2 separate regions of the Homo sapiens genome follow, and region 1 is linked to region 2. Evidence: chromatin loops called from intact Hi-C (ENCODE). Cell type or tissue: heart right ventricle. All regions are shown on one strand.

Region 1 (5,000 bases), 180 kb after region 2:
AATGAAATAGCTGGGCAGTAGGGAAGGGAAGAAGCAAGGGACTATGGTAATCCACAAACTAGAAAATGAGCTGGAGTCACTGGGCTGTGTCGCAGAGATAATCCTCTGTGTAGAGGTCTGCTTTTTTAAAACTCAGCCCTGCAGATTTTGCCGGTGCTCTGGGAGTTAACAAATCAACGCCATTCAAGATTTATCCTTCCAGAGCCACTCCTGGTGGGAGACCTGCGGGGAGGGGTTTTTGTTTTTATTTTTGTTTTTGTTTTGCCAAAGATGAAAGCACCACTGTCCCTGGCATCTGAGAGTTTTGTTAAGACATAAAAAAAAAAAAACAAAACACAACTTTGTTTCTTTTTTTTTTCATCTTGCTTCTCTTCAACTCCATCTTTCTCAGACTGGTTTTTAAAGGCAGGGGTCTTCCTCCCCAGCCACGTGCATTATCTTGCGCTTTGCATTGACACCACTGCTTTATTGTGATGCCAGGGACTGGCATGAAATGTGGATTTTGAAGATGTCTCACTGGAGATGTCTGACTGCAACAGAACTCGAGTAAGTCAATAAGCAAAGCAGCTGACAGATAATTTCAAGGGGCTTTCATTTTATTTCCTCTTCCACAGCAGAGTTTGTGATTTTGAACCAGTGGTCACAACCTTTAAGATCCTCAGTTTCATCATTTGCAAATACTAGCTGGTTATAAATAAGGTGGTGCAACTAGGGAAGCTAAAATTCTTAAAAAGGTTAATGGCAACTTGAGATCAATGCTAATTCCTTACATAATTCTGTTTAGATAAAAAAATCTGTCTCAGCTGGGCGCAGTGGCTCATGCCTGTAATCCCAGCACTTTGGGAGGCTGAGGCAGGTGGATCACGAGGTTAGGAGTTCAAGACCAGCCTGGCCAAGATGGTGAAACGCTGTCTCTGCTAAAAATACAAAAATTAGCCGGGCATGGTGGTGGGCACCTGTAATCCCAGCTACTCAGGAGGCTGAGGCAGAGATCGCATCACTGCACTCCAGCCTGGGTGACAGAGGGGAGAGTAGGTCTCAAAAAAAAAAAAAATCAAACAGGAGGGAGGGCACCTTGTCAACCCCACCTTTGACACTACTCTAGTTGAAAACAAAATCAACCCGGGTTTAGGGAATGAGACTTAATAGGAATTCTCACCTCTTTCCCATTTTTTATTCACCATCAAGAAAGATATAGTTGGCTTTGAATTAAATACAGATTTCTAAGAGATATACCAGGCCATCATATGGAAAAATTTAATATTGAGGTAATTGCAAAACAATATCTATGCTATTTTGCTATGTGGATGACAGGGAAAACACACTAGAAAAACGTATTTTTAATGAAATGTAGCTGAAATGTTGCTTTCGGAGCATTTAGTATTCTTGGATACCAGCTTGGACAATTCAGGCCAAACTGTACCAGCCCCAGGTTAGATTATCGACTGGGAGTCAGTACTTTCTGTGTCAATGATTATACATTTACTTCTTAAATTTAGGATTTTAGCTTTTAAATTTTCTTTTTACATAAAATCAAGGAAAAAAGCCTTTCATCTCCACTGCTCTCCTATTTCACTTGCCAGAACAATTGGTAGTGATTAAGAAGCCGTCCTACATATAATGTGGTTAGTTAAGCGGTCTAATGCCCCAGTTATCCAGTTAGTGGCAGGCAGTGAGGTGGGGATTTGGTTAGTAGAGCCAAACAGAGGAGCGGTAATCTAATTAGCCTGTTGCCATCTGAGGCCGTTGGCTAAGATGGGGGCTAACTGGGTGTGGAGCAGTTTTGCTGGGTGAGGTTTAGTTTCCAACGCTGTAGGAATCTGCTGCTTCCAAAAAGTCTCCTTTAGAACTATCCCCTAGCAGAGAATGTCCATCAGCCTGTAGATTGTCTCATCAACACATCAAACATGCTCTACCCAACCCCTGCCGCGCTTTTTTTTTTTTTTTTTTGCATATAACAATGTCAGAGACAGCCAGAACTACAGACCAGATTTCCAATGAGGTAATTTGTTTATATACTTTAGGACCAACCTAATTTCTTTTTCTGCTGAGTTTCACAGCTAGAAGGGCCAGAGATCTGAGTGTGGTCCCTACGGTGGGGTGTGTGGCGGTACCCAAAGACCTTTGCAGTTTGGCAAGTGGTTGTTTCCTCTTGGAAAACAGGTATAGAAGGGACATTTTATTTTAAATGCTGGAAGCCAATGGCCATATGATTTAGAGAGCATTGAACTCTGTAGGGAGTGAAGAAGTTACCTTTTTCTTTTCTTTTTTTTCTTTTTTTCCTGCTCTGTCGCCAGGCTGGTGTGCAGTGGTGTGATCTTGGCTCACTGCAACCTCCGCCTCCCAGGTTCAAGCGATTCTCGTGCCTCAGCCTCCTTAGTAGCTGGAATTACAAGCATGCGCCACCACACCTGGCCAATTTTTGTATTTTTAGTAGAGACAGGGTTTCATCATGTTGGCCAGGATGGTCTTGATTTCTTGACCTCGTGATCCACCCACCTTGGCCTCCCAAAGTGCTGGGATTACAGGCGTGAGCCACCACACCCAGCTGACCTTTTCCTTTTTCAGCCTCATCCTGTCCCAGATCCCGGCCCTTTCTCTTCTGGTATCCCCTTTTCTGATGTCTTTCAGCCACAGAGTGGTGGCACGATGATATTCTGGCCTCTTAGCCACCCAGCTTTTCAGATTTGGGTCCCTGGGTCTCCAGGGAAGGATGGGCGGGGGATGGAGGAGTGGGGGAGAGGTGGGTGGCAGAGGAGGAGTATAGAAGGGTTTGTGTTTGCTCCCTCTGTTAAACACTTTAGAATATTGCCCATTGTCCTTTCCTGTGGGATGGGATTGGTGCAAAGGCTCCTAAAACTGGAGGCAGTTGGTTCTCTTTGGTTCACCTGCTCATATGCTGCCACCTAGTGGTTCCTTCTCCTTTAGCACTCTGTGTGAAGGGTAGGGGGACGTTAAGGACACTACTATATTGCCTTTATCTCACTTGGGTTTTTTTTTCCTCCTAAACCTAAAATTTCCCCTTTTCATTCCATGCAGTTATCCATCATACACAAAACTGTTTTCTTCTTTTTACTCTTGGATCAGATAATCTGGAAATGAATAGTTGGTATAAGATCTATGTTTTTTTGAGTAAGTTAGAGCCCACTAACATCCCTGTTTGCCCCCTGGTTTCTCTTTTGTGATGTGAGATGGGCGTCTTACTCCAGTGCTGCAACATGTTCATTACAGAGGAGAGGCAGGCTACCACCAAGCCAGGGCTTCTCTGAACAGGGATTTCTTTTTTCTTTCTTTTTTTTTTTTTTTGAGACGGAGTCTCACTCTGTCGCCCAGACTGGAATGCAGTGGCGCGAACTCGGCTCACCGCAACCTCCGCCTCCCGGGTTCAAGCGATTCTCCTGTCTCAGCCTCCCGAGTAGCTGGGATTACAGGTGCATGCCACCATGCCCGGCTAATTTTTGTATTTTTAGTAGAGATGAGGTTTCACCATGTTGGCCAGGCTGGTCTCAAACTCCTGACCTCGTGATCTGCCCGTCTCGGCCTCCCAAAGTGCTGGGATTACAGGCGTGAGTCACTGCACCCGGCCAGTTGCCTGTCTTTCAAAATTTCTCCTGTAGAGAAATCAGGCAATAATAGCAGCTACCCTTATTGAACAGTTATTATGTGCCAGGCATTGTTCCAAGTACCATTACACATGTTAAATCATTTAATCTTCCTAATCACCTAATGATACAGTGAATAGAGTATATCCCTTCTAAGGTGAGGAAACTGAGGCATAAATGGTCAAATAACTTGCTCCAGAGAGCACAGTAGACAGGGAACTGAGATTTATTCCCAGGCTGTCTGGTTGCAGATGTTATGCTGTTAATCACTATGTTTTGCTGCCTCTTAATATGCAGGTAACCTGAGTGCTAGGTACAGACAACAGGAAAGGGAAACAGGGAGCCCTGTATCCATACTTGAGCCCTCCTCAGAGCATTTCCTCAGCCCCTACCTGGGAGGTGTTGTAGTGGAGGACACATGGGTTGTTAACTAACCCGAGGCCTGAAGAGGAACTCTTCAATGTGCTGACTCCAAGGCCTTGCTTCTGGTTCTGTCTCATTTTGGAGATTCAGCACATAGGAAAAAAACCAAGTAGCTGGGTGGGAGTGGTGGCTCATGTCTGTAATCCCAGCACTTTCGGAGGCTGAGGCGGGTGGATCACTTGAGCTAAGGAGTTTGAGAGTAGCCGGGCCAACATGGTGAAACCCCGTCTCTATAAAAATACAAAAATTGGCTGGGTGCAGTGGCTCAGCCACCCTGTAATCCCAGCACTTTGGGAGGCCGTGGTGGGTGGATCACTTGAGGTCAGGAGTTCAAGACCAGCCTGACCAACATGGTGAAACCCCGTCTCTACTAAAAATACAAAAATTAGCTGGGTGTGGTGATGCACGCCTGTAATCCCAGCTACTCGGGCGGCTGAGGCAGGAGAATAACTTGAACCGGGGACGGGGAGGTTGCAGTGAGCCAAGATTGCGCCACTGCACTCCAGCCTGGGAAACAGAGTCGAGACTCCATCTCAAAAACAAACAAACAAACAAAAAACCAAAAATCAGCCAGGTGTAGTGGTGGGCGCCTGTAATCCCAGTTACTCGGGAGTCTTAAGCAGAATTGTTTGAACTCAGGAGGTGGAGGTTGCAGTGAGCCAAGATTATGCCACTGCACTCCAGCCTGGGCAACAGAGCAAGACTCTGTCTCAGAAAAAAAAAAAAAGACAAAAAATAAACAATAGACGTGGATTCCAGAGAAGATTCTGCTCTGAAAGACAATTCCAAGTCTCCTTTTTTCTCTGGGCTTTTGTTTTCTCTCATGCTATCTCCACTTTATTGGGAGGTGGTAAAAATGCCCAGAGCTGACATATTGATATCATCTTACAAAAAGGAGCTCAACATCATCACACATGGCAAGGAACCACATCCCAAGTTTATTTGTGCTTTTCAAACCAGCCAGAACAACCAGTA
Region 2 (5,000 bases):
GTCATACTGGCCAAAGCTTAGTCCTAGCATATGCACCTGAGCCAACCTGGCCAATCAGATTGTTTTGTCAATAATTTGAAATTTGAACTGGAGAGATCCAGAACCTTGGGAGTCATTAAAGCCAAGTCATTCATAGCAGCCAGGAAACAATAGGAACCAAAAGCCTCTGCCTGCTGCTATTGCAATTCCCAGGATCTCTCCTTCCCTGGATCCCTCCCTCCCAGGTCTGGGCTGTGCAGTTCCTCCCCCTGCCTTAAAACACCCCACTATCTCTGTAAAGTCTCTCTCTCTCTTTTTTTTTTTTTTACTTAATCTAGCTAGAATCTATTTCTGTTGATTACAACTTAACTAACTCATTTACGGATAGGACTTTTTTTTTTCTTTTTTTCTTTTTTCTTTTCTTTTTTTTTTTTGAGATGGAGTCTCACTCTGTCACCCAGGCTGGAGTGCAGTGGTGTGATCTTGGCTCACTGCAACCTCTGCCTCCCAGGTTCAAGCAATTCTCCTGCCTCAGCCTCCCAAGTAGCTGGGACTACAGGCACACGCCACCACACCCAACTAATTTTTGTATTTTTAGTAGAGATGGGGTTTCACCATGTTGGCCAGGATTGTCTCCATCTCTTGACCTTGTGATCCACCCACCTCAGCCTCCCAAAGTGCTGGGATTACAGGCATGAGCCACCACACCCAGCGAGACGGGGTTTCATTATGTTGGCCAGGCTGGTCTCCAACTCCTGACCTAAAGTGATCTGCCCGCCTTGGCCTCCCAAAGTGCTGGGATTACAGACATGAGCCACCACGCTTGGCCGGGATAGTATATTTTTATAGCACTTCCCCTACTGATTGCTGCCTTCTCTGTGGCTACAAGGGACCCACAGAATTACAGGGAAGTTACAGGGAAGCAGGTTTCATCTCAATATTGGGAGAGATTTCAAACAATCACACCTGCCTGAGAAGGAGTGGGCTGTCACTAGGAATTTTTATTCCCAGTCCGTCAGGAATTTTGTAGAAGGGCTTCATGTGCTGGTACCAATAGGACAGGAAGATTTTAATCAGCTTTACTATCTATGTTTTTTTATGGAAACTGTGTGTATGTATACATACATTTTCCAAAAAGAAAAATTAAATGATTATAGAGATTATGTTTTTCAGACTACTCACGTATCTGCTTTTCTTACTCCCCACCTCTGCTGATAATTCCTAGTTCATTGGTTTTTCCCCCACACTGGAATTACCTGGGGAGCTTAAAAAACCCTGATGCCTGGGTCCCACCCTCAGAGATGATTGAACCAGCCTGGCCAGCATGGCAAAACCCTGTCTCTACTATGATATGAATGCAGCCTGGGCACTGGGAAATTTAAAAACTCCCCAGATAATTCTGTGCAGCCAAGGTTGAGACCTCCTAGTCTAGAGCTTTGCTATACACAGGGTGGTCCACAAGCCAGGAGCATCAGCATCACTTGGCAGCGCCTTAGAGATTCAGACCCCAGACCCACTGAATCTGACCCTGCATTTTCACTAGACCCCAGGTGATCAGCTGCACTAGACTCAACCTCTAAACCAAGACCTCCCACCCTCACAGTCTATGATCCTTTAGTGACCCTCAGCTGAGTCCTGTGCTGAACTGTGTTTGTTCTCCTTGAGCACATGCCCGCTAACCAGGGACAGACTGGATGAGCAAGCAACCTGCTGGCTATGGAGAAGAGCCAGGCTGGGTAAATGTTTGCTGTGACTAAGCCAGGATCAAAGAACTGCCTGTTGCTTGCACTGGCTGGCACTGAGCTTGCCACTCTGTGAACTGTGCTTCCTTCCCCTGCATGGACCTGTGCCTCAGTCACTATTATCCGCAGGCCTTCTCCAAGGGCAGCCCTCTCCTTGTTTATCCCTCTTAAGCCTGCGTGCAGGAAGGCACATTAACCCTGTGGCCCCCTGCAGGCAGGAGGGTGTTGGGTGCCCTTACCTACCTTGCCCTTTTTCTTGTACCGTAGGCTGTGCCGTTTATGAGTAAGTGATGTGTGTCTGTGTGTGTGTCTAGAAGTGCTGCACTCACCTTGTGTTATTGGAGGTTGTGTAACCCCCTAGCTTTGAGCCTGGTCTCAGATGTTCCTTTTCCGTTCTCTGTCCAGCCGTTACCGCCCCCAGTCTGTAATAAAAGCCTATCAGCCGTGCACTTTATTGATGTTCAACCCGGCCTGGTCTCCCTCAACCCCCAAGGAGGGGACTTGGGGAATTTAAGCAACTTTCCTGTCCCCTCACTTCTCTGCACCTTGTAGGCAGTACGTCCAGTAGGGGGAGCCCGCCGCCCAAGGTCGGCCCCTTCCGGGCAGTGAAAGCAACTTCTAGCCGGCCTCCCCCTTCATCGGCTTGGGCCGCGTCCCAGTGAAACTGTGGTCGATAACCCGTAGCCTCTCCCGGTTGCCGCACATATTTGCGCTCTCGGTTCCTCCTCTTCCCCTGTTCTCATGAAAACTTGCAGCTGCCTCGCTCTGCTTCCCTGGGCATCCAGATCTCCCTTTGGCTTCTAGTACCTACCCCACATCCATCTGGCCACCCAGCTTAGAAACATATGTGGACTTTACCTAGAAGATGGAGCCGGGGTCAGTATGCAAGGGGCAGAGGGGCTGTGGATACTCTCACCCAGAGGGGTAATGGTGATACTGGAGGAGTTGGCAGTACAGTGCCAGTATTATCTAGAACCTTAGGTTGGTGGCCCAGGGGCCATCCTTATCCCCCACCTCAGGGAAACCGAGAATGGGCGGATGTGGGAGATACCTGTAGTCTAGGGTCTTAGGGGACACTCAGCTTCAAAGCTGGTTGGCTTTATCCATCTGCTTCCAGAGTTTGTCCAGCCCCCTCGAGTGATGCTCACCTCCCAGGATCCTAAGACCCAGACGTTGCTCCCTCCCCTCCCAACTTCCCCTTCTGCAGAAGGTGTCTGTGCTTTTCTTTGTTCTGAGCTTCAGTTTCCTGTCCCTGTAGCAGATGAGAATCAAGAGTGGAAGGTGGCTGTGTGGGACAGTGGTCACATGTACAAGCTGGCTCTGGCTTCAGTCCCAGCTGTACCAATGCCAGCGCCTGGCCCCCAGGGTGAGTGATTTAACCTCTAAGCCTCAGCCAACTTGTCTGAAAAATGGGGATAATGACAGCACCTGTCTCAGGTGATGATAGGATTAAATGAACAACCTTAGGGAGGACTTGTTCTAGGGGCTGCCTGCCTTAAGCACCCTATAAATGTTAGCTATTAACACTGGGCAGGGCTGCGGTGTAGGGAAAGTCTGAGATCCTCTGTGGAGGCCTCATGGATTGAGTAATTGGTGAGACCCTAGAAAGTTCTGTGTAGTGGGACGGGGTAGGGGAAAGAGGCTTTGGGTAAGGCAGCACCCCTGAGCCTGACTTCCATCCCTCCAGCTCCTGGTCTCCCTTACTCATCATTTGAGGTCCCCCTGGCTGGGACGAGGCACCTAACAAAGCCTCCCTTGTATAGGTCTGTTTGTTTCACTAATAAATTCCCTGAGCAACAGCTCCTGGGGTGGGGTGGCCCAGCAGCCTGCCAGGAGCTGACCTGGAAGCCGCAGGACCACATTGTTTAGTGGCCACCTTGGTCTCTCCCTGTATTTCTACCACGAGCTCCAGAGATTTGGCCAACATTTTTTTAGTTCCCAGCTCTTATGGCTTGAGAAAGAGCTGGACCTAACCTCATAAAGTGACAGCTTTCTCTCCTCTTTCTTATTTATTTATTTATTTATTTTTGAGACGGAGTTTTGCTCTTGTTGCCCAGGCTGGAGTGCAATAGAGCTATCTCGGCTCACCGCAACCTCGGCCTCCTGGGTTCAAGCAATTCTCCTGCCTCAGCCTTCCAAGTAGCTGGGATTACAGGTATGTGCCACCACACTTGGCTAATTTTGTATTTTTAGTAGAGACGGGGTTTCTCCATGTTGGCCAGGCTGGTCTTGAACTCCCAACCTCAGGTGATCTGCCTGCCTCAGCCTCCCAAAGTGCTGGGATTACAGGCATGAGCCACCGTGCCAAGCATCTCTTATTTATTAATTTTTTTTTTCCCCTAGAGATAAGACCTAGTTCTGTCACCCAGGTGGTAGTGCAGTGCCACAATCATGGCTCACTGTCGTCTTGAACTCCTGGACTCAAGCAACCCTCCCACCTCAGCCTCCCAAGTAGATAGGACTACAGGCATGTGCCACCACAGTCAGCTACTTTTTGTTTGTTGGTTGGTTTTTTTTTAGACATGGGGTCTCTCTATGTTGCCTAGGCTGGTCTCAAACTCCTGGGCTCAAGCAGTCCTCCCACCTCAGCCCCCAAAGTGCTAGGATTACAGGCCTGAGCCACTATACCCACCTTCTCCTTTTTCTTAAACCAAAGCTGTGGGGTATGGTGGAGTTCCTTATAAAGGAAGGGGGAAGGAAACCAGTATTAAACTGAGCACTTACTATGGGACCTCTCATAGGCCACTTAATACTGACCACTCCCTATGAGATAGGTATTATTTCAGCCCCCTTTTACAGAAGAGGAAACTGAGGCTCAGAGTACAAGCAAATGTTCCCAAGGTCACCCAGCTACTAAGGGGTAGAGCCCGAGTTTGAATCTTAATCCCAAACCAAACCACTGAAACTTTGGGGTCAATCACCAAAGGTCTGCCCTACTCTCTTAGAGCACCTGACGGGCTCTCTGTTGACTGGAGAGAACTGACCACTGAGGTGTAACTAGCTCCTTCTGCTGCCCCATCCCCATACTAAGGCTAGTTTGATGGTAAAAATTAGTGACCCAGTTCCTACATTGTCACACCTGGGAACCCTTCCTGAAGCTTGAAAGGAACAGTTTGAGCACAAAGGTCCACTTTACTTACATGAAGGAACATAAAGGCATGAGAAACAGTCATCTCAATAAATGCAAGACATGAGCATAAAAGAGGTTCTCTGCCTTTCCAGCGTTGTTATTACAGAGAGAAACCTACAATTATTTTGTTAAACAAAATTCAAGGCTCC

What was found. Peaks named below come from ENCODE experiments on the same cell type or tissue, not always from the same donor. Only the 100,000 strongest peaks of a DNase experiment are listed, where the experiment ranks them.
Region 1: a loop joins it to region 2, with 2.6 times the contacts of the local background. A loop is called at or near these places in 4 of 110 quality-filtered maps.

Annotation. Positions count from the first base shown.
Region 1 is chr17:48,128,502-48,133,501 of GRCh38, forward strand. SKAP1 (src kinase associated phosphoprotein 1) reads right to left here. Exons shown (of 13, transcript NM_003726.4): 13 at 4,941-5,000. Among named protein-coding and RNA genes, the nearest start is that of SNX11, 23 kb to the left of the region's middle. In heart right ventricle, a CTCF peak has its summit at 2,925 (motif pointing left); a DNase peak (open chromatin) is centred at 2,880; H3K27me3 peaks cover 337 bases.
Region 2 is chr17:47,947,134-47,952,133 of GRCh38, forward strand. PNPO (pyridoxamine 5'-phosphate oxidase) reads left to right here. Exons shown (of 7, transcript NM_018129.4): 7 at 1-2,175. It overlaps PRR15L (proline rich 15 like), which reads right to left. Exons shown (of 2, transcript NM_024320.4): 2 at 4,834-5,000. Among named protein-coding and RNA genes, the nearest start is that of PNPO, 8.1 kb to the left of the region's middle. RefSeq lists an enhancer at 2,916-3,145. In heart right ventricle, a CTCF peak has its summit at 2,286 (motif pointing right); a DNase peak (open chromatin) is centred at 2,318; H3K4me3 peaks cover 1,160 bases; H3K27ac peaks cover 1,369 bases.